Linked DNA regions of Homo sapiens: region 2 is linked to region 1. The links are chromatin loops, found by intact Hi-C in ENCODE. Cell type or tissue: tibial artery. All regions are shown on one strand. Each heading gives the region's core, and the rest is flanking DNA. Links, peaks and the distances in the headings are about the cores only. Region 1 holds the start of TMEM200B (transmembrane protein 200B). Region 2 has its middle 25 kb from the start of EPB41.

Region 1 (11,925 bases), core at 2,602-7,601:
TCAAACCTGGGAGGAGGAGGTTTCAGTGAGCCAAGACAGTGCCATCGCACTCCAGTATAGGCAACAAGAGCAAAACTCCATCTCAAAAACAAACAAGTAGTCTGGACCAGGTGCGGTGGCTCACACCTGTAATCCCAGCACTTTGGGAGGCCAAGGTGGGTGGATCACATGAGGTCAGGAGATCGAGACTAGCCTGGCCAACATGGTGAAACCCTGTCTCTGCTAAAAATGCAAAAATTACCTGGGCGTGGTGGCACATGCCTGTAATTCCAGCTACTCGGGAGGCTGAGGTAGGAGAATGCTTGAAATCAGGAGGTGGAGGTTGCAGTGAGCCGAGATCACGCCATTGCACTCCAGCCTGGGCAACGAGTGAAATTCCATCTCAAAACAACAACAACAAAAACTACACCAGGTGTGGTGGCTCACACCTGTAATCCCAGCATTTTGGGAGGCTGAGGTGGGTGGATCACCTGAGGTCAGGAGTTCGAGACCAGCCTGACCAACACGGTGAAACCCTGTCTCTACTAAAAATACAGAAATAGCTGGGCATGGTGGCCCATGCCTGTAATCCCAGCTACTCAGGAGGCTGTGACGGGAATCGCTTGAACCTGAGAGGCGGAGGTTGCAGTGAGCTGAGATCGTGAGCGCAGTGAGCTGCACTCCAGCCTGGGTAACAGAGCGAGACTCCATTTCAAAAAAACCCAAAACGAAACAACAACCCCACCACACCTGCTTCTGACCTTGGCTCTGCCACTGACCAGCTGTGTGACCACAGACAGGGCCGGACCTGGTGAAGCTGTTTCCACATGTGTGATACAGGTGAGTGCTGTGCCAGGCTCACAGGAGTGTCTTGTACTCTGAAGTGATGGGTACAAAGGTCCTGGTAGCCAGGGCAGCTCGGTGAGATGGTGCTGTTCCTACTGTTATCCCTCCACCAAAGGACTCAGGCAGGAGGCTGGCATCACCCTGTCCCACAGGAGGGTCTCATCTCCTTGACCTTCCCAGCTTTACCCAGGCTCTGCCTCTGCGTCTTCTCTGGGCTACAGAAAGCCATGGAAATGGGGAGCTCATTCTCCCTCAGGCTTCTCCAGGAGCCCAGATTCACCCAAGTCAGAGGTTTTATGCAGTGGGAGATGGATTTGGGGTTCACATTTCAGGACCATTGCCCTCTAAGATCCTGAGTCCCAAATAGGACTTTGTGACCATGGGGCTTGAAGCCCAACTCCACCATTCCTTAGCTGGGTCACCCTGGGCAAGTCATTGCCCCTCTCTGGGTATTGATTCTGCCCTTATATAATGGGGCATTGAGACCGGGATTCTGGATTCTACTTTCCAATCATCTCTCCCTGAATTGCAAGCCAGTCCTACCTGCAAAGGGCTCATGACAGAGGCAGGGGTGGCAAGAAGGGCTGGGACTTGCCCAGCACCCAGCGGACGACTCAGCAGCAACAGCAAAACCAGGCTATGCTCTCCCCTTTGAAGCTGGGCTCCAAATTCTTAGTTGAGGCTGTGGTGTCTCTGGATAGGAGCCGTAAGGCACAGTGTCCAGAGACCACCTTAGCAGCAGGCTGTGTCCTCTGAGCCCTTCCAGCCACCCTGAGACAACGACTGGAGCCCAGGCAGCCCAGATGGGATGTTCCTAAAGTGGGGATGAGAGAAAATGAATTTGCAGGCCCCACTGTTCCATGGCCCGGAGAGGGACGGACATGCAGGAGGCAACAGCCATTCCTTCTGCGAGGTGGCTTCTGGAGAGGACACGGAGCCTCAGGTTGGCAGGGGCTTCGGGGTCACTGAATCAGGTTTCCTGTTTCCACAGAGAAGGTTAGGGGAGAAATGTTCATCCCCTGGTCCCCAGGGGACATCTCATCCAGGCCTTCCAAGTTCAGAAGTGGAGTCCAGGTCACACAGATGCCAGGGCAGATTCAGGAAGGGTCCTGGCCTCATGGGAGCAATCAGTGTCCCAATATTGAGGCCACTAGCAGCCCACACATCTGCACATTCACAGGGCCTAACCAAGCAGTCCTGGGGAGGGTCCCTCCAAAGAGAAGTGGGCACTGATCAGCCTGGCTGTGCCTGTGGGCAGGTCGCTTTGCCTCTTCCAAACCACATATGTGAACTGGGCATAGCACTGACCTCCTGGAGCTCTCAAGAGAATTAAACAGGACATCTGGGAAAGGGGGCCCTTCCCTCCTCTGCCACCCCAGTGACCCCAGGGAAGGTTTCTACCCACCCCAAACACTACCCTCTGTACCTGAAACGTCATGATCAGAAGAGGGAGAGGTGTTTGCTGGAACCCACTTTGTGCCAGGCACTCAACATGTGAACCCTTTCTTAAATTTTTTTTTTTTTTTTGAGACCGAGTCTCACTTTGTCACCCAGGCTGGAGTGCAGTGGTGCCATCTCGGCTCACTGCAACCTCCGCCTCCTGGGTTCAAGCCTATATACCTCTTCTCTAAATCCTCTCAGGGTCCATAGAATCCTTTCCTGGACACTAAGTCTCCTTTGAAGAACTCATTTGTTTCCTTATTTGGTCATCTTTCTATTATACAAGCTTTTTTTTTTTTTTTCCTTTTTAGACAGAGTCCGCTCTGTCACCCAGGCTGGAGTGCAGTGGTACCATCTTGGCTAACTGCAACCTCCACCTCCTGGGTTCAAGTGATTCTCCCACCTCAGCCTCCTGAGTAGCTGGAATTACAGGAACCCACCACCGCGCCCAGCTAATTTTTTTTTTTTTTTTTTTTTTTTGAGACACAGTCTCGCTCTGTCGCCCAGGCTGGAGTGCAGTGGCACGATCTCAGCTCACTGCAAGCTCCGCCTCCCAGGTTCACGCCATTCTCCTGCCTCAGCCTCCCGAATAGCTGAGACTACAGGCGCCCACCACTGTACCCGGCTAATTTTTTGTATTTTTTAGTAGAGACGGGGTTTTACCGTGTTAGCCAGGATGGTCTCGATCTCCTGACCTCATGATCCGCCCACCTCAGCCTCCCAAAGTATTGGGATTACAGGTGTGAGCCACCGCACCCGGCTAATTTTTGTATTTTTAGTAGAGATGAGGTTTTACCATTTGGCCAGGCTGGTCTCGAACTCCTGACCTCAAGTCATCCTCCCATCTCGGCCTCCCAAAGTGCTGGGATTACAGGCATGAGCCACCAGGCCCAGCTTCTTTAAAAAAATTTTGAAACAGGATCTCACTCTGTCACCCAGGCTTTGCAATCATGGTTCACTATAGCCTCAAACTCCTGGGGTCAAGAGATCCTCCTGCCTCAGTCGCCCGAGTAGCTGGGACTATAGGCATGCGCCACAGTACCTGGCTAATTTTTAAATTTTTTTGTAGAGACAGGGTCTTGCTATGTTGCCCAGGCTGGTCTTGAACGCCTAGGCTCCAGTGATCCTCCCTCCTCAGCCTCTCAAAGTGCTGGGATTACAAGTGTGAGCCACCGCACCCGGCCACAGGTGAACTGTTATTTAACCTTCAAAACAACACTGTGGGGTAGGTATTATTTCTCCCTTTTTACAAATGAGGAGCCTGAGACAGAGAGGAGTCCTTTCTTTCTCCTGCTGTCTGGGCCAGGGCACCTGGCATGGAGATCAGGAAGGTATTCGGGCTGAAGGAGACACAGGCCTGCACACCCTCCTCTAATGGGGATGGCCAGCTGTGGGCAGACACTGTGCTGGGCACAGGGCTCCAGGGATGAGCAAGACAGACCTAGTCCTGCCCCCTCAGAGTCATGGCCAGTGGGGACACAGACAGGAAACAGACTCCACTCCCAGTGGGTTCAGTTTGCAGGTGCACAGGGAAGCTGCTGGTGTTGTGAGGGTGTACAACAGAGCAGGAGAGCGGGTACTGACCTGGTCTGGGGGCTGGGGGAAGGCCCAGGGTCTGAAGGATGTGTAGAAGGTGGCAAGGGCACGACCAGGGGGTAAGTGTTCCTGCCGGAAAGCAAGGACCAACCAAGCCCTGAGGGAGTGTAAGAGGCCCGGGGCCAGTTCGTGGAGACAAGAAGAGATTTCCAACTCGATTTGGGGAGTCACTGATGGTTTTAAGCAGGTAGTGGCAGGCTCAGATTCAGAGTGGAAACCCTTGCTGCCTGTCTGCAGCGCACTAGGACACGGGGAGGCAGGAGACCATGGGCTCCAGGAGGAGCCTGGACGCCGGAGCAGGACAGTGGCCATGGGAAAGGGAGAACGTGGCTGGCCCCAGATGAAAAGAGCAGGGCCCCCAAGGCTCTGTGAGTGGGATGAGAGGGGGAGAGGAAGGGGCCAAGGCTGACCCCGTGCTTGGGTGGACAAAGGGCCCTTCACAGAGCTGGAGGCAGGGGATGATCGAGGGGCCCAGGGAGTCAGACTAGAAGCCGGGCTTATTGGAGGAAGAGCAGTGGGCTGGGAGAGGCAGGCATGGAGTGGGATTGAGGGAGCCCAGGGGTGGGAGGGAGAGCTGGGAGGCGGAGGTGCGACCGCGGTGGGGTCAGTGTGCGGGGAGTGGACGAAGCGGAGGATTGATGGGGGCGGGGGTCCCAAGCAAAGATGCTGGAGGGAGGCCTCCGTGGAGCGGACCGAGACCTCAGGAGCCTCCAGTCGGACTGGGGAGGCAAGAAGGAGGCCCTGGCTTCGATCTCGCACACGGCCTCGCAGGGATGAAGCCCGGGAGCCGAGGCTCGGTCTTCCCCACTGTGGTCCCTCTGGTCCGCCCGTTACCTCACCGACCCCCCGAGGGGGCTTTTAAGAGCTGGAAGAGGGGGTCCCGGGGGGCACTGATGCACCCCCACTCTCCTCCGCCGACCCAGAGGGTGGGAGCTCAGGTTCAAGGCCTGGCCTGGCCGTGCGGCTCCGGGACCCGGCTCCGCCCCGCGTCGGGGGGTGGCCCCGGCCCCTGGCCCGCCCCTTCCTCGGGTCCCCTCCCTGTCCGCGGCGCGCAGCCGGGTCTCATTAGCGCCCCTCCCCCCGGCTGCGCGCCGGGGGTCTCCACGGCCGGGGGGAGGGGCGGGCCTTAATCAATCCTAGGCCGGAAATTCCTCCCGGGGGGCCCGGCCTGACCGCTGAGCCTGGAAATCGGTCGCCGCCTCCCCCGAACCCGCCCCCCGCATCATGGAAACTGGGCCGACCGCCGGCCGCCCTGGCTCCCCCGCTCTGCATTCCTGCCTCCAGGGGCGGGAGGGCGCGAAGGCCGGGCCGCCCCCTTCGGGCTCGCCGGCGGGGTCGCAGCTCTCAGCACCCTCCCCGTTATTGGGAACAAGCCCGCTCCCCCACTGGCGAAGGGGCGCCTGTTCTTAGGAGTACCCGGCGGCACATCCGCACCCCGTCCGGTCCTTTCAGCTACAAGGCCCGCCCCTCCCCGGGCGCTGCTTTCGCTGAGGGCTTTGCGGAGTCGCCCCGGGCTGGCCCTTGGCGTCTGGCTCTTGCCTCTCGGCATCTTGCGAGGCTGAAGCCTTGGTGCCCATTGCACAGATGAAGTCCGCGAGGTTCAGCGACAGCAAGGGCTGCGGGACCGGGGCAGAGCAGGGACTCGGGCCGCCTCCTCCTGGAAGCTCCCCGGGCGCCTGGGATGAGGGGCTCTGGGAAGCGGGGAAGGACGTGCGGGTGTCGGGGCTCCTGGGTCCCGGGTCTCAGTTTCCCCATGTAGGAAGGGGTCGCCTTTGTGGGCCTTTGCGACCGATGTAAGCTGGGGGTGGGAGAGTGGGGATGGCAGAACTCGGGCCACGGGTGCCCGGAGTCACCAGGCGCGCACAGGGCGCCTACCTGCGATCCTTTGACCTGAGCTGCCGCCTTTCAGCGGCGGTGGGGCCGGGCCCGGCGCGGGTCGGACGGTCCCGGGGGCTGGAGGCGGGGCCGGGGCGGGGCTGGGGCCGGGCCGTGGAGACCCGGGCGGCTCTGGAGCCTCCGCGCGCGGACTGGGACCCGGACCCGCGCGGCGCTGCGGCGCCAGGTGAGCCGAGCTGGGGTCCAGGGGTCCGCACTCCACTTTTCCCAACTTTTCGTTTGGTCCCTCCCTCCCTCCCTCCCTCCCTCGGTCAGGGCCCCTGGGGGCGGGAGCGCGGCCCTCCCGTTCCCCCAGGCGGGAGTGTGGACGCGGGCGGTGGCGGGACCCTGGAGTCCTGGGGACTCGGCCCCAGCATCTTCTGTCGGGCTGTGCGCTGTGTCCCCAAGTTTCCGCCTCCCTGGTGTCCCCAGCGTCGGCCCACTACCTCCACGGCTCGGGGTCTCTGAGCGTGTCCCCATGTCCCCACTCTGCTTGTTTTCGCTTCCCTCGCGGCAGCGACGCGCGGGGCTCCGGGTGACCTTGCTGGAGCCGGGGCTGAGAGCGCCAGTTCTGGCTTGAAGCGATGATCGCTCCTCCGGTTGCGGGCTGGGGAAAGGGCTGCAAACTCAGGGACAAGGAGGGGATGGGCCTCGCTTCCTCCTGGATACTCCCGTGGCTGTCCTGAGAGGGGTCTAGGGCTGGGGCCCCGGAGCCCGGCGTCGGACCTGGCAGAGCCCCCGCCTAGTGCGGGGTCGGGCAGTCTCCCCGGCCTCCCTGGGCCGTAGTTGCAATCTGTGAAACCAGGCTTTGGACGCGGGAGAGTGGCGGCTCCCTGCTAGGCCCGGGCCTTGAGCGCTCCAGTCGGAGGCAGGGATGGGTGTCCTGCTTTGAGGTTTGGGGTGCAGATGGGGCGTGGGTCGGGGAGCAAGGCCGCCTCCCCGAGGTTTCGGCTGCGGGCTCCAGCGCGGTGGTTCTTTAGGAAGCGGACGCGAGCAGTGAGGACGACCCTGGACAGCTAGGCCCTGAGCCTCCTCTCCTGCGGCCTGGGGCGCCTGGGCGGGGGCCGCGTCTTCTCCCTCGCCCTCCCTTTCGTGGGGGCCACACCGCACGCAGCTCGGCTACTCCTGCTGGGCCCGGGATCCAGGCCACAGGCCGCAGGCAGGGCGCGGCCAGCAATCGGGAGGGCTTAAGCTGTGCGGCCCGGATCCCGAGGCGCAGGGGCGGTGCTGCTCTGACCGGGCCACGGGCCACGGAGGCCTCGGGCGGAGGAGGCGGGAAAGGAGGCCAGGCGGCGGGAAAGGGGGATGATTCATCCGGAGGAGCCCGAATTGGAAACGTCGCAACCTGGGAACAGCCTTGCCCGGGCCGACGGGGGAGCCGGGAGGGCATCCGTCCGGCGGGGCCCAGCGCCCGGCACCGGCACCCCCGCCTGCTGCCGTGGCCCCAGCACGACCGCTGGGGGAGGGAGAGGCCTCTCATGCGTGGACTTGATGGAAATCTTGGGCGAAGTCGGCGCCGCCTCTCCTCCTCTGCCTGGCTGGTCTTGATCCGAGCGGTCTTCCCGGTGTCTAGCTCAAGTCGCTCCTGCTGCAGCTTCGCTGCGGGCGGAGGAGGTCTGGAAGGAGGGGGCGGGCAGGGAGAGGCTGGAGCCGGTGACGCCCCCTCCTCCCGCGCTGCGGTATGTAAAGCACAGTAGGGGGGAGGTGGGGCCCGGCGAGCGACCCCTGCGGACCTGGGAGGCCCGAGCGCCCCCGCCCCATTTGCTACGGTGCAGCCACGTGCGGGGGTGGGGTCGAGCCCGGGAGGTACTTACCCTGGAGACGCGGCAGCTGGGGGCCGCACGTTTCCCGAGGCCCAAGACCCGCGGGCTTGCGGACCGGACGCAGGCGGCAGATTTGCAGCCCGGGATGCGCCAGGGAACAGCCTGCGCCCCCCTCCCTCCTCTCCGCCCGCTGGCCGGGCCAACTCCGGCTTCTGCCGCGCGTGCCTGGCTCGGAGCTCCGCTGCGGAAAACCCGAGCGCGGGCGGCTCCCCGCCTCGCCGCCCGGGAAAATCCGGGGGTGGCCGCCAGGGATCTCCAAGCGGCCTGGGCTGGGCGGCCGGAGCTTCCCTCCCGGATTTGCGCCCCGAACCTGGCGCCCTGAAGCTAGAGGCCCGTCGGTCCAGTCCTTGCCTCCCATCTTCTCTCCGCAGAGCGCCCAGACGACGGCGAGATGACGGCCGGGAGCCCCGAAGAATGCGGGGAGGTGCGGAGGAGCCCCGAGGGCCGCGTCTCTCGCTTGGGCCGCCGCCTGGGCCGCCGCCGGCGCCCGCGCTCCCCGCCCGAGCCTCTGCGGGTGCGGGCGCGGCTGCGGCTGCGCTCGCCGTCGGGGGCGTTCGCGGCGCTGGGGGCGCTCGTGGTACTGGTGGGTATGGGCATTGCAGTGGCCGGCTACTGGCCGCACCGGGCCGGGGCCCCAGGGTCCCGGGCCGCCAATGCCAGCTCGCCCCAGATGAGCGAGCTGCGACGCGAGGGTCGCGGCGGGGGCCGGGCTCACGGCCCGCACGAGCGGCTGCGGCTCCTCGGGCCGGTGATCATGGGCGTCGGCCTGTTCGTGTTCATCTGCGCCAACACACTGCTGTATGAGAACCGAGACTTGGAGACGCGACGGCTCCGCCAGGGGGTGCTGCGGGCCCAGGCGCTCCGGCCCCCCGACGGCCCGGGCTGGGACTGCGCCCTCCTTCCCAGCCCCGGCCCTAGGAGTCCCCGAGCCGTAGGCTGCGCAGAGCCAGAAATCTGGGACCCGTCCCCGCGTCGGGGTACTTCACCCGTCCCGTCAGTGCGGAGTCTGCGTTCAGAGCCCGCTAATCCTCGCTTGGGGTTACCTGCCTTGCTCAACAGCTACCCGCTGAAGGGCCCCGGGCTGCCCCCACCCTGGGGTCCACGGACGCAGACTGGCCATGTGATCATCACCGTGCAGCCGTCTGGCTCCTGCATTGAACATTCCAAGTCTCTGGATCTGGGCCTTGGGGAGCTCCTCCTTGGGGCCCCAGCAGCTCGGGACTGTGCTCACCGAAGCTGGCCACGGCTGGACCGCCTCAGTCTTGGGGGCTATGCCAAATTGGGAGGAGGAGGGGACTTGGGGGCCCGGGTCTGAAGAGAGGGGAGACAGCCTGCTCTGAGGCTGCAGCATGGACCATGCTAATAGGACCAAAGGACCAGGAGTCCCAACGTCTAATAGATGTTTCAGTCACATCCCAGGCTGGGGATGGATGCTCTGACCACAGCAGCTGTGAAGGGCATCCTGACCTGCATGCGGGCAGAGAAATGCCAGCTGCACCAGGGCTCAGTGAGCTGGAGAGGGTGCGTTTCACTGTGGGGTGTGGAGGACTCGCCTCAGGAATTTCTTCAGCCTCTGTAAGTGGCCTTAGCCCTAACAGGGCTGGAGGTCCAGGCCAGGGTGACTGGGAGATGTACCCAGTGTCTTGGCAAACCCAAGAAAGTGGTGGGCAAGGGCCCCTAAGACTGGGAGGTAGGTTGGGATGTTACAGGCTGGGGCAGGCTCCCTCCAAGGCGGCACTGGTGATGGAGTGTGGGGCCTCTGGGAAGATGGACCACGGGATGAGACTCTCCACTGCCATCTGGGACGGGGACTGAGCCTTGAACTCCTACCACCTCAATCCCTTTCTTCCCTCAGCCATCTGGGGTATATCCCTCTAGAGCTACACTACTGCCAATGCCTTCATACTGAGTTCTGGGCCCTTCTGCAAATAAGTCTGAGAAGCCCCTTCTCTCCTTCCTTTATCGTGGCCTATGCTGCAGAATCTCACTGCAGCTGGCAAAAGGCATTGGCCAGCTCTCAGAAATCCCTTTACTCAACGTTGAAGCTGCATTTTGGTCAATGTGGGTAACTTACTTTAGAAAATGACTTGAGTTTAGGTCTCCCCCACCCATATTTAATTTTTCCCAAGTTGCTGGTAGAAGAGAAATTTAAAAGTGGATCAATCCTCACAGAGAGAGTTCTTTTTGTTGTTGTTTATTGAAAAAAATGCAATACAAGAAGCAAGACCAAACAGATATCTAAACACTACAACCACTTCTACTACGAAAGGCCAAAACAGCAGACTTGATTATTGCCTGTGTAGTCTAAAGATTCTGCCAATCTGATTCTGCTGCCCGAGTTCCTATTTTTTCAAGAAATGTAAACAACTACTTGATATGATTCATAATTTTAAAAAAAATTTACAAAGCTCCTTCATTTTTGTCACCAAAATAATACATTTGAGAGAGATTTGTAGAAACAACCAGCCTGGGGCTGAGATCCTGGGCAGAAATTTCCCGTGAGCATCAAAAGGCGTCAGTCAGGCCGCAGCTCTGGCTCCAGTTCCCGAGGTTTGTTGTCTCCTCACCCCCAGCTGCCAAGCATCCCCCCAACACACACTGATGGGCCCAGCGGTGGAGGGGGGGGTGGGGACGGGGATGGGTCACGGGGCCCTGACGGGTCCCGCAGTTAGGCTCCCTGAGCCCTCGGCTTATAAATACAGGTCTTGCTTTGTGGGTGGGTGCCAGAGTCCTCATGTGGCTTGGAGGAAATCTTTATTTCTCAAATTAAAATAAAATTGCAGCGAGAGTTGTTACTGTGGTGTGTCTGAGTCACTCTAGGAAAACTGTTGCCAAGTTTCTGACCCTGGAAATGTAATTCTCTTCCCCCTCCTCACCATTTCTACCTGGACAGAGTCTGTTTTTCTTCACACAAACACACATACACACAACTGCAGAAAGAAAAAAAATCCAAACAATTGCCAAACCCCAAGAACTGTTGCCAGAGATGGAGGAAAGGGGAAGAGGCCTGGAAGGACACCCATCTTGCTGGGCTTGTCCAAATCTATGGCTTCTAAGAGCCTGAAAGGCATTAGAGCTCTTTTCATCCAATTTACAGACAACGAAGCCGAGAGAAGTGAGTTGGTGACAGAGCTGAGGGAAACGTTTAGGCCCCCGATGAACGGTCCTGTGCTGTGAAAGCTGCCACACTGTTCTAGATCACACGGAATATTCAGTGGGTTAGTTTTTAAAGGGACACTCAGTGCCCTCTGCCTTTTCCCCATCCTCTTCGTTCCACAGGTCTGGAAGCCCTGGTAGCTCTTCCTACAGGCCATCTGGCCATCAGGCAGTGGGCATGCACTACATGTTCGTTTGATGTAAGCTGCATTTCTTGTCACCACTCCTGGCAACACGACCAGGCTTGGGCACTACCCCAAAGCCCACCTTTCAGACCCTCTGCCCACAGCCTATAATTTTGTTCCTGAGATAGGACAAGCTCTTTCCCCTAAGCCTGTCCCACGTCCCACCTGGGCTCTTTCCCTCCCTCCTGTTGTTCATGTCTCACATGGGTACCAAAAGAAAAATGCACACACCCGAAATGAGTTCAAACCAGCCGAAACAAAACTCAGGCAGTGGAGACTTTGGACGGTGTTGGGAGAAGCAGCTTTAGACATTTCTCTTGCTCACTGCCCTTGAGCCCCAGTGACTGCTGCCCGATACCCACTGTCTATTTTAGGAAGCTGGAACTGGGATTCTAAGGAGCCTTGAGGCCAATGTGTTTGTGGGAAGCAGTTGGAAGGTTAGAGAAGTTCTGTTAAATAAAAATGCCCCAAATCGGCCGGGCGTGGTGGCTCACACCTGTAATCCCAGCACTTTGGGAGGCCAAGGTGGGTGGATCACCTGAGGTCAGGAGTTCGAGACCAGCCTAACAAGGTGAAATCCCGTTTCTACTAAAAATACAAAAAATTTGCTGGGCGTGGTGGTGTGCGCCTGTCATCCCAGCTACTTGGGAGGCTGAGGCAAGAGAACTGCTTGAACCCAGGAGGCGGAGGTTGCAGTGAGCCGAGATCGCGCCACTGCACTCCAGCTTGGGCAACAAGAGCGAAACTCCGTCTCAAAAAAACAAAAAACTATGCCCCAAATCCTTACCAGGAATTAGGGCATCATCTTCACTTTCAAAAATCAAAATGAAAAAAAGGAAAACTAAGCCCCAAACCCACCACAAAATCAAGCCTTCAAAACCTGACAGACCTCAGCTGGTGAGTGGGAATGAGCAGGGCTGGGGCTTATACCCCTTGTCATGTGGTGTCTTGTGGGGAGAACGGCTCCTAAAAGTCAATTCCTTGCTCTAGAAGGGTGTCCTCAGGCAGGTTCCTGTTGAGAGAAG
Region 2 (11,925 bases), core at 6,555-11,554, 240 kb after region 1:
TGTACCCCTAAAGAACTGTGGGATTCTGGGTGACTCACTTGACTTACCCAGTGCCATGAAGCGGGGATAATAATGCCTGCTTCAGAGGGTCTCCTAGGTCACTAGGAGGAATGCATGAGATAATGTGTCTAAAATAGCATATAACCAGCCCAGCCCATAAGAAATAGCCAATAAATGGCAATAATACACATGATGACTAGTGAGTCCCAGGCTCCCTGGGCCACAGTGGGATGTAATTCTTCAGGGCCCTCCCTAGAGTCACCTCAGCCAGAGCCAAATAGCATTATGGATAATAATGCCTAATCCACCTATTTTCTAATTAAACAATTCTTCAAGGGAGGTGTCTTTTAATAACCCTACTTTACAGGTAAGGCAACCGAGGCAGAGAAGGGGTTACAGAACCAAGTCACACAGCGAGAGTGGCAGAGCTGGAACCTCCACTCAGCTCCTCCCACACCAGGCAGAGCCCAGCCCTTATCCCAGGGCCCTGGCCAGTCTGCTGGGAAGTTCAGGGGCTCCTTGGATTCCAGTCCCAGCTGGGTGAGCAGTTAAAAGTAGGAGAAAAAAGCCAGAAAGAGGAACACATAGTCCCCTCCCAGAATCCCAGAATGAGCCCAGGGCTGGGAAGTTACCAAATGGGGCCCTGTGTGGGCTCTTCTCATCAACTCCTTCCCACACCTATGCGGGGAAAGTGTTGTGATATGTACATCACAGATGAGGTCTCCAAGACTCAGGGAAGAGCATGCCTTGTCCAGGGTCACACCTGGACAAGGAAAAGTGGCAGTACTAGAAGGCAGAGTCCCTCCCCATCCCTCCCATTTCTGCCCCAGATCTTCCCAGCTGCCTCTCTCTTCTGATGAAAACTAGAGGCTCTGTCACTCCCTCTCCAGGAAGTCCAGTTGCCAGGCCCCTCTCTGTGCTGATTGATACATGCTTGGTACTTGGCCCCTTACTAAGTTCAGAAGACCCAGAGCTCACTTTACCAGAGCCCTGATCCCCAAGAAAGTCACAGTCTATTGAGCAAATAGGGAATTCACATTCACTGAGCCCCTATCATGCTGGGCCCTTTATATCCATTAGCCATTTAATCCAATACAAAGCACATTGATAGGTATACCATAAACAGTCAATAAATATCTTCATTCCTTTGGAAACATTCAGTGAGCACCTACTACGTGCTACTATACCCTAGGCGCTGAAGATACAGCACCTGGTGAACAGATGAACAAAAATCCCTGCCCTTGTGGGGCTTACATGAATAAAAGAACAAATATACTTGTGTCCCATAAGTATTCATATTCTTATTTTGCAGACGTGAAACTGAGATGCAAAGAATCACCCACCTGTATGCAACAGAAAAAGGATTCTATTCCAGCCCAGTCTGCCCCAAAGACCTTTGCATTGTATCATGTGACCAAAAAATCAGCACCCAGTGTGTTTAATTGGTAGGCCCTGCTTATGGTAGGATCCTAAAATCACAGAGTGCCCTCTCTCAGCATTTCCACCCCTACCCCCGGGCCTCTCTTTACGCCTCCCAGTGGCCTCAGAGCCACAGGACATGCATTAAAATCAGCTCATGTGGCAGTCATTAAGTCAAACCATTACTCACCCAGAAGCAGCCGTCGGGGTCACGCAGCCAGTCCAGGAGAGGCCATGGAGCCATCACCGCAGTGGCACATGGAAGCAAATGACAGCAGTGAGACACACAGCACAGCCAAAGAAAAAGCCCTTTGGGTCCCCTTCTTCAGCCAGGGCCTGAGCCAGGAGGGAACCCTGCCCTCCCTCTGCCTCTGGGGTCTTGCTGGGGCAGACGCCCTAGTCAGCAATAATCTGATAATCCACCCTCAGCTCATCAGGCCTCCAGGGCCCAGCCCACTAGAGGCAGCAGCGTCCCTGTGAACAAACATTAACTGAGCACCTGCTGTGTGCCAGGTGTTGGGGATACAGCCTGAAGAAGACAGACATGGCCCCTGTACTTATGGAGCTTACAATGCAGTGAGGAGACAATCATGTAAATAACTACTGAATTACAACTGTGATGATTGTGTCAAGGAGGAGACTTTAAGAACCTGGGCCAGCCGGGCACGGTGCCTCACACCTATAATCCCAGCACTTTGGGAGGCTGAGGTGGGAGTTTTGCTTGAGCTCAGGAGTTCAAGACCAGCCTAGGCAACATGGGGAAACCCCATCTCTACAAAAAATATGAAAATTAGGTGTGTGTGGTGGAGTCCCACCTACTCAGGAGGCTTAGGTAGGAGGCTCCCTTGAGCCCAGGAGGTCAAGGCTGAAGTGAGCCGTGATCACCCCATTGTACTCTAACCTGGGCGACAGAGTGAGACCCTATCTCAGAATAAAAGAACCTGACACTTGTAATCCCAGCACTTTGGGAGGCCGAGGCAGGCAAATCACTTGAAGCCAGGAGTTTGAGACCAGCCTGGCCAACATGGTGAAACTCCGTCTCTCCAAAAATACAAAATTAGCCTGGCATGGTGGTGGGTGCCTATAATCCCAGCTACTCAGGAGGCTAAGGCACAAGAATTGCTTGAACCTGGGAGGCAGAGGTTGCAGTGAGCCAAGATCGCACCACTACACTCCAGCCTGGACAACAGAGTAAGATTCTGTCTCAAAAAAAAAAAAAAAAAAAAAAAAGAACCTGGGAAAATCCTGACTTCACTATTTATGGCTCTACCTTTTGTGACATTGGGGCCATTTGTTTTGTTTTGTTTTGTTTATTTGTTTGTTTGTTTGAGACAGAGTTTCCCTCTTGTTGCCCAGGCTGGAGTGCAATGGCGCAACCTCCGCCTCCTTGGTTCAAGCGATTCTCCTGTCTCAGCCTCCCAAGTAGCTGGGATTATAGGCGCATGCCACCGTGTATTTTTGTATTTTTAGTAGAGATGGGGTTTCATCGTATTAGTCAGGCTGGTCTCAAACTCCTGACCTCAGGTGATCTACCCACCTCAGCCTCCCAAAGTGCTGGGATTATAGGCTTGAGCCACCACGCCTGGCCTCGTTTTTACTTGTCTATGCCTCATTTATTCATCTGCAAACTGGAGATAATATTAGTATCCACCTCACAGGGTTGATGTGAGGATTAACATGGGTCAATACATGTAACACGTCTGGAAGGATGCTTGGCACACAGTAAACCATTCAGAAGCGTTTGCTACTATCATTACAGGGGCTGTTGGCATGGGTTTTGGAGGGACCCAGCATGGGTGAGGGGTACCACCTACCTGACAAAGTTGCTGTAGGGGGTTAATGATACAATGAGAGGTGAAGTTGAGTACAATGCCTGGTACCGGCAACTGTGCAATAAATGGTGGTGTTATTCTTTTTTTTTTTTTTTTTTTTTTGAGATGCAGTCTTGTTCTTATTGCCCAGGCTGGAGTGCAGTGGCACGATCTTGGCTCACTGCAACCTCCGCCTCCTCGGTTCAAGTGATTCTCCTGCCTCAGCATCCCGAGTAGCTGGGATTATAGACGCCTGCCACCAACCATGCCCAGCTAATTTTTTGTATTTTTAGTAGAGACGGGGTTTCACCGTGTTAGCCAGGCTGTGTCGAACTCCTGATCTCAGGTGACCCGCCCACCTTGGCCTCCCAAAATGCTGGGATTACAGGTGTGAGCCACCATGCCCGGCCGGTGGTGTTATTCTTAGGGCTTCTCTCCAGCACAACTCCTGGATAAAGCATCTCAACAGAGGAGCTGTCAGAAATGCTCCCACCACCACAAACACAAACCCGGAACTGCAGCTTTGGACTGAAAAATGACCAGCAACCACATTCTCACCTGATTTTACAAATGCCTCATCTCCTTTAACCTTCACAACAACCCAGGAAGTGGACAAAGGAGAAATTGTTACTATTCCCACTTTAAAGATGAGGACAGTTAGGTGAAGGGACTCTCGTGTGTCCTCAGGGGTGCCACTTCACACCTCCAAGCCTAGTTAAGTGGCCAACCCAGGATTCTAGCTCATATCTGCCTGGATTTTGTTCTCCGGGTTTTCCCTTGGTTTATTTCCCTTCAGTCTCTGGGGTACTGGCTGAACAGCCCCAGACAAGCCTTTGAACCTCTCCAACCTCAGTCTCTTCCTCTGAAATAGCTATCAAACAGCTGGCCCAGGATCCAAGATGTTCCTGACCCAAACTCTTCCTTCACAGACTCAGTCACTGTCACTCCAAGCTCTCCTCTAACCCTTTATCCTATTGCTGACCTCAGCCACTAACCCAGGGGTCAAGGAGTGTCTACACTCATTTAAGTCCATGCTTTACAGATGAGGCAACTGAGGTCCAAAGTTGGCCACATACCCAAGGTTGCCTTTCAGTGCCCAGTCTTGCACCTGGGCAGTAGCTGCGTGGGGCTGCCCCTCTGGGGAAACCCCTAGTGGGCCCTGGCTGACCTGGAGGTTGCTCCCTCTGCCCCTTTCTCTCTATGCTGGCCCCAGGGGCCACCCAACAGAGGCAGCACAGCTTGTTCCCCAGTTCCCCAGCCTCAAGATCCCAGAGCTCAGAGCTTTGCTCCAGCAGGGGTCAAACAGTTCCACAGGTAAGGGCTGAGCAATGTGGGCACCTCAGTACCCGTGGGGTGGAGGCTCCCACTCTTAGTTAGGTCTGGGCTTTGGAGTTGAACCTAAGTTCAAATCCCAGCTCGGCCACTTCCCAGCTTTGTGACTTTGGTCAAGTCTGTTCAGCTCCCTAAACTCCTGCAAAACAAAGATAATATTTCCCTCATGAGATTGTAAGGATTGAATGAGTTAATGCAGCGTATTAAAGGCTTAGAACAGAATGCTGTGCATAGTAAGTGCTTAACAGGCAGTGGCTGTAATTATGATTAGAGAACACGGGCCAAGAACAGGACTTGTGGGCCCGTCATACTCAGCCTTCATCTTGCTCCATCCTATCCCCTCACGTGGAGTGAGAGTAGGGGGTAGACTAAGTCCCAAACTAGGTCCCGAGGCTATAGTAATAGGCGCTGGAAGACCCGTAGAGACTTTAGACTTATCTCCCCTACTCATTTCACAGAAAGGGAAACTGAAACCCAGGGAGCAAAGTGACTAGCCTGCAGACTATAAAGGAGTGGAATCCCACCCCCTTTAATAAATATCAGAATCAGCCAGGCACGGTGGCTCACGCCTGTAATCCCAGCACTTTGGGAGGCCGAGGTGGGCAGATCACCTGAGGTCAGGAGTTCGAGACCACCCTGGCCAACATGGCAAAATCCTATCTCTACTAAAAATAAAAAAATTAGCCAGGCATGGTGGCAGGAGCCTGTAATCCCAGTTACTCAGGAGGCTAAGGCAAGAGAATCGCTTGAATCCAGGAGGTGAAGGTTGCAGTGAGCTGAGATCATGCCACTGCACTCCAGCCTGGGCAACAGAGTGAGACTCTGTCTCAAAAAAACAAAATAAAATAAAATAAAATAAAAATAAAAATAAAAATAAAATAAAATATCAGAATCTAAGGCCCTGGGAAAATTCTGAACTCCCCTATCCCCAGGAACTGTCATACAGGCCCATTCTGCAAACCCCTAACAAATCTCAGGACACCATAACTCTGTGGTGAGCCCTCTGTGAGTATCCTGTTCAGGTCTGTGGCTGGCAGACCTGTATATGGTGCACAGTACGTGCTCAAGAAAGGCTTAGAGAATAACCGAATGAAGCTCGGTTTGGTTCCACACCTGGGCTCAGGATTCCTCTCCAGGAGTCCCTCCTTGCACCTCCCCTCCTCACTCCCACCACCCCAGCCTCTGTCTCACCCTGCAGCCTAGGTTCCATCAGCTGGGCCCAGCCCCAGCCAACAGAGGTCTGGACCTCCATGGGGCCTGCACAGCGTCAGCATCTTCCTAGCCAGATGGATGTTCCTGCCCAGCACGGCCAGCCAGTCTCCTGGCCATGGTCCATTCTGCAGAGAGGGTGCTGGTCCTGCCCTGACAGGGCTCTACCCGCACTCGTCTGGGGAGTAAGGCGGCCTGGGTGGGAGCTTCTGTTGGCACCTGGAGCCTACAGGAGGGAGGCCAGCCCTGGTCTAGGAGGGATGGGCCAATCAGGAGACAGCCAGTGTGGCCTCAATGAGTATCACCCATACACCCAGGCACTCCACCCATGCCCCATGTTGCTGAGACCTGGCAGGTGTTGCCTGGCTCTCCTATACATACAGCGGAAACCTCAGGACTTCCCCACTCCATTCCCTTCTTAAAACACACTACTGGCCTGCTATCAGACCAGCTACCGTTCTGGTCTGCATACACATTGCCTATTTGATGCTGCTTATGCCTGCAAGGTCCGGATTATTGACAAAGTACAAGCCTGGGACTCAGAGAGGTGAAGTGACTCATGCAGGATCACACAGCAGGAAAGTGGAAGGGTCAGGATTCAACCCAGTTCTGCTGTGTGCAGAGCCTACTGGGCACTGGATGTCCCCTTTCATCCCTCCCTCTGCTCCCTTCAGCTTCTGGCTCCCTTTCTTCTCAAGCCTCCTACCTCCTTGCGCAAAGTTTCTCCTGGCTTAGAATTAATAATTCCCGGCCTGGCGCGGTGGCTCACGCCTGTAATCCCAGCACTTTGGGAGGCCGAGGTGGGTGGATCACGAGGTCAGGAGATCGAGACCATCCTGGCTAACACGGTGAATCCCCGTCTCTACTAAAAATACAAAAAATTAGCCGGGCGCGGTGGCGGGCGCCTGTAATCCCAGCTACTCGGGAGGCTGAGGCAGGAGAATGGCGTGAATCCGGGAGGCGGAGCTTGCAGTGGGCCGAGATCGCGACACTGCACTCTAGCCTGGGCGACAGAGCGAGACTCCGTCTCAAAAGAAAAAAAAGAAGAAATAATAATTCCCACCTCACACCTGCTTTAACGCCTTATTTACAGTGATTTCCGAAGTGTCTGTCTGACACCCCGGAGAGCCTTCAAGGCAGGGAGTGTTCCCAGTAGGTGCTCCTTAGACTTGCGGGTCTGTCATTCTATCTCCACCCTCCTCCCCAACATGCAGAAGTCCCTTGAGCCTCCTCCTGCAGATCCCTTCCCCACCCAGCCTCCTGCCAAGACCATCCTCCAGGCCTGAAACTGGGTGGAGGTAGGGAGCTTGCTGAAGCTCCGGGGCGCGTGCCAGGGCTCTGGCCCCTCCCCAGCCCCTCCCGCTCCCCTTCAATAGCTGAGGACCTGACCCTGACGAGACACTAGGCAGCTCTCACAGGGACTCCCAGTTGCCCTAAGCCCAGCCCCAGCCAGGTTCTGTCCAAGCCTCCTCCTTCTGGAGGAAAGGGCTCCAGAGGCGGAGAAGGGGTCGTCCGTTCCCGGACCCAGGAGCTAAGGGTCCTAGAATCATCTTCCCCAACCCTCCTCTCTCCTCCCCACTCCTGGAGCGAGCTCGGGCTCGGGTTGGTCTGGACAGGTCCCTGCCTCCAACTAGCTGGAGAGGAGGGGTCCTGTCCCACCCTGAAGAGGTGGGGCCTGCCGGGAAGTGTAGGTGAGGGCGAGACAATTCTTGAGGAAAGACAGAGGACAGAGACAGGAAAAGACAGCAAAACAGAGACGACAGATGAGAGATACAGGGAACCCAGAGATGAGAGGGAACCTGAGCCTGAACCGGACAGAGAGACCCGGGAGACCCAGACAGAGGGAAGTCCCCTAGACCAAGCCTGGCAGGGAGGGTGTGGGGCTGGCGCGACGGCCGGGGGGGCCACCCTGGCGGGCACAGCCGGCGCCCCAGCTGGCGGGTCGGTTCCTGGGTCCGGAAACTCAAAGTCAGTTACGTAAGGGCCGGAGCGGGGCGCGGGGCTCCAGGCCCCGGAGCCCCCTCCCGCTGCTAGCCGCCAGCCCGCTCCAGCGCTGCTGCGGGCCCGGCAGGAGCATGCGGGGCCGGGCAAGGCGGGGCTAGGGGGCGGCCGGGGGCTGCGCCGACCTGCAGGGACTCTCCCGCGGACACCGAATGCAGGACCCCCGCCCCAGACAGCCAGGACCGGCCGGACCCGGACGTGTCTAGCTCCGGATCCGAGCTCCCGGACCCCCTCTCCAGACTCCCACGCCCCTCCCTGCACCCTGAACTTTAAGATGCCCAGACTCCTTTGGACCCCAAGTTCGGATTCTGGAATTCGGGACCGCTGGACCCCTCAGCCCTGGACCCTTCGACCCTGGTCTCGCCTCTCCCGGGACGGTCCGAGCCCTTGGGGGTAGGTTCTTCTGTCCCTAACCCCGTCCCTCCCGGGGACCGAGGGTCGCCCCCCAGGTGGTCCAGGCTCACCTGGGCTGGGTGCGGCGGGGACCGGGCCGACCGCGTTCTGGCTCCGCGCCGCTCTCGCCCTTTAAGAGGTTCCTGCCACTTTGCCCCGCCGGGGCCTCCACCTGCACTGACAGGGCAACTCCATCGTGAGGCCCCGCCCCGCCCGCTAGGCCCTCTGATTGGCGCAGGCAACTGCCGATCAGCGGGGCGGGGAGGGGGAGGCCCGGGCAGAGGAGTGCGAGAGTCGCAGTTGGGAAGGGGCGGGGGCTGCAGGTGTAGCCTCGTCCGGCGGGGACACTGAGCCGGGGGCTGCTTTGATAGACCCCAGAGGTCAGGGGAGGGAAGGGCAGGGAGTTCCTGGATTGACTGGTGTGACGTCATATGACAAAAGTGTGAAGCAATTTGACACGTGGTACTGCTCCTAAGGTTACTAGGTAGAGGGGTTGGTCAGAGGGGATCTAGGGAAGTGACCCTGAGGAGACTCACCTGGATCGCCTGTCCTACCACTTCGTCCGGCGTGACCCTGAACAAGTCACTTCTCTGGATCTGAATTTCGTCAACCATAAATCTTACAATGTTTTCCTGAGAATTAGCGATGTAAGTTAAATGTCAAGCATAGGTCTGGTACACAGTAGGCGTTCCGTAAAAGCGAGTTCTGGATCCTGTCGTGCCCGCCTTGCCACTCTTCTCAGTGACTTTTCCCCTCCTGATGGTCCACTCCATCAACGCTTCCATGGTCACTGGCCGAAGTCTCATCCCCTCCCTCCCATTTCAGGCCTGAGCTGGCTTACATATGCCCATGTCAGGAAGCTCACCACCCGGCAGAATGGCCTCTTTCATTTTAAAACTAACCCTGACACTTCAAAAGCTCTTCGTCACAGAATCATAGGATCATAGAATATTCCAGGCCAGAGCACCGTGGAAAACTAACCCTTTCTTTGGACAAATATGGCAAACTGAGGCTCGCTGAGGACAAAGCCTTCCTCTGAATGTAGTGATCTTCCTACTAAATGGGGTAACTAGACTTCCTGTGTTCCAATCCCCAACGCTGCCACTTCCTAATTGAGTTACTTTGGGTGAGCTACTAACTCTCTCCAAGCCAGTTTCCTCCTCTGCAAAGTGGGGTTAATGAAAGTATTTTCCTCAAGGGTTGTGGCAAGAATTGAATGAAAGAATCCATGTCAAGTGCTAAGAACAGTGCCAGTCCCAGGGTAAGCATGCAATAAGCATTAGCATTTATTATAATTATTGATGTTATTGTTATATTGATACATAACTGAATTAAAAGTCATACATTGACTGACTCTCCCCCCCTCCAAATTCACTGAGGACTTCTCTGAATCAGGTCCTGTTTGAGGCTTCAGGGCCCTGGTTCCTGCCTTCAAGGAGCCCATAATCTAGCAGAGGAGGGTCAGACTGAGCCCTTTGACTGGGGAGATGTTTTCTGATGGAGGGAGGTGGGCTTCAAGGGACTAGAGAAGTGTTGGATCCTTCGACCAGAAATCAGGACACTTGAGACCCTTTCAGTCTCTATCCCTGTGAATCCCCTGGGGAAGCCTGGTGCGCGAGCACACACACGTGCGCACACACACACATAGACAACCAGGCTCCCAAGCACATTGATGTACCTTTCACTTGCCTATATCACACCTGCCCACCAGACAGTATTGCCCAGGGGTTACGAGGTAGGGATTTGGAGGCAGGTGAGTCTGGGTTTTGGGCTTTGGGGCAAGGCACCCGCCCCCCACCCTGGGGTAAAATGAGATTAATAATAGTGCTAACTTTATATAGAGCTGTTGTGATGGTTAAATGGGAGTATGTGAAAATATATTTGCAAATAGTAATTAATCTAGTAGTATTTTTTAATTCCTCTCACGTGTACTCTTGCACCCAGGAGAGTGCAGGCTGTGAAATTTTTGATTTGGCCTCTGCAAACAGTGGCTCCTCCCCCAACCCCATCCCCACCCCTGACTCAATCAAAGGGCTAGGGAGAGGAAAACCCCAGCAGTCAGGTGGATGGGGTGATTCTAAAGAGCTGCTGTGGGCCCTGCCCCCTCCCTGCTGGGGCAGCCACGTGGCTCTAGCTCTGTTGGGCTGAGCTGCCTGTGGGTGACTCAGCAGTGCCAGTGCCTGCCCCAGCCTGATAAGAGTGTGTGTGTGTGTGTGTGTGTGTGTGTGTGTGTGTGTGTGTGTGTGTGTTGGCCAGGGAGGGCTCTGCGTTTCTGAATTTGTGCGTGGGGAGTGCATTTGGGAATATGCTTGTGATCCTGTATCTCCTGTTTCTGTGCATTTGTGTATGTGTATGTGTAGGGGGGTGTGTTTTGGTGCCTGTGAGGGTGTGCCCCTGTTTGTGAGTTTATATAGAGGGTGTGAATCTGTGTCTGTCTGTGTCCTATAAACAGGTTGTCCCCTGGGCCTCAGGCCCTGGGACCTAGAGAGCTCTGCCCTGTCCCACAGCCCCTCCACCCAGGCACCTGTGTGTGTGTTTCTCGTTGAGGTGACTTGTGCACTTGTGTGGGTGAAGGCCTTGTGTGGCTTTGTCAGTCACTGAAGCGGGAAAGCTGTCACTCCCTGGACTGCAGGCCCCCTGCCCCATGGCCTCTGCCAGTGACATCATAATCTTCGCCTCCATCCCCAGACTGCAGGGAGCACTTTGCTACCTGAGATGCCCCCGTCAGCAGTGACCTCTTGAAGAAGCCACTCACATTTAGCGATCCTGGTTCTTTTACAGGCATTTGCTCATTTTATCTTATTGAATCCTAACAGCCAAAAATGTTCTAAAGAGCTTCTGAGGCTCAGAGAGCTAAAGTGGCAACCCAAGGTCATACCACTCTTTTTTTTTTTTTTTTTTGAGACGGAGTCCTGCTCTGTCGCCCAGGCTGGAGTGCAGTGGCGTGATCTCAGCTCACTGCAACCTCTGCCTCCCAGGTTCAAGCAATTCTCTTGCCTCAGCCTCCCTAGTAGCTGGGATTACAGGCACAGACCACCATGCCCAGCTAATTTTTTTTTGTATTTTTAGTAGAGACGGGGTAAGTAATAGAGGGTGTGAAGGTGACAGGCAGGGGGCAGCTTTCCTCCCTTGGCTGAGCATTCAGTTCCCCGGAGCCTGTGGGGCGCTGATAAGCTTGGGGGGTGGAGGAAGGAACCTGTTTGTGTCTCCCCCCGCTCCTCTGAGAAGGCCTGGACCTCCAGGAATTCCTTATCCTGTCAGAGCCTGGGCACTCCCACCAGCTTCAGATGGGCTTGAGGTGGGTGATAAAGAAGGCAAGGAACAGACAGGTTGGGGGCGGGGAAGTGCACACGTGGGAGCCTCTGTTCCTTCAGCAGCGCTTCATTGAGCGAATTATTAAAAGTTGAGACTGACAAAGGGGCAGAGAGTCACAAGACCAGGCCACAAGAAATGGTAGAGAGGGAGAGGACTTTCAGGCCCAAGGCAGCCGGTGTGGCCGTTTCGGGTTTGAATCCTGTCTCCACCATTTACGGGGCTTATGACTTCCTCCTAGCCTGTCTCCTCATCAGTCAAAGGAGTTAATGGCTCTCACCCTGCTGCTTTTCCCAGGACCATGATACTAGAAGGGAAAGGCATTTGCAAAGTGTGGATAATGGATGTTCCTGCTGTTACTCACGGCTTCCTATGAGGAAGACCCTAAAGCAATTGTATGCCCAGAGCCCAGAGGGGAAAATGACTCCATCTGAGGGAGTAAGGAAGA

The links. Hi-C counts contacts between places; a loop is a spot of excess contacts. Peaks named below come from ENCODE experiments on the same cell type or tissue, not always from the same donor. Only the 100,000 strongest peaks of a DNase experiment are listed, where the experiment ranks them.
Region 2: a loop joins it to region 1, with 6 times the contacts of the local background. A loop is called at or near these places in 36 of 110 quality-filtered maps.

What each region holds. Positions count from the first base shown.
Region 1 is chr1:29,117,854-29,129,778 of GRCh38, reverse strand. TMEM200B (transmembrane protein 200B) reads left to right here and starts at 5,876. Exons shown (of 2, transcript NM_001003682.4): 1 at 5,876-5,923; 2 at 7,931-10,350. The coding sequence starts at 7,951. The coding sequence ends at 8,874. It overlaps EPB41 (erythrocyte membrane protein band 4.1), which reads right to left. Exons shown (of 21, transcript NM_001376013.1): 21 at 9,738-11,925. RefSeq lists enhancers at 3,883-4,742, 4,743-5,602, 5,603-6,462 and a silencer at 8,142-8,521. In tibial artery, for the core only: a CTCF peak has its summit at 5,159 (motif pointing left); DNase peaks (open chromatin) are centred at 5,048, 5,388, 6,658, 7,318 and 3 weaker places; H3K4me3 peaks cover 3,546 bases; H3K27ac peaks cover 3,837 bases.
Region 2 is chr1:28,883,522-28,895,446 of GRCh38, reverse strand. It overlaps a transcript of EPB41 not described here. Among named protein-coding and RNA genes, the nearest start is that of EPB41, 25 kb to the left of the region's middle. RefSeq lists silencers at 7,580-7,929, 8,070-8,289, 8,300-8,589, cis regulatory regions at 10,329-10,368, 9,981-10,885, 11,322-11,339, 11,314-11,353, 11,129-11,699 and enhancers at 10,524-10,573, 9,966-10,646, 11,258-11,402. In tibial artery, for the core only: a CTCF peak has its summit at 8,431; DNase peaks (open chromatin) are centred at 8,526 and 10,265; H3K4me3 peaks cover 1,979 bases; H3K27ac peaks cover 4,101 bases.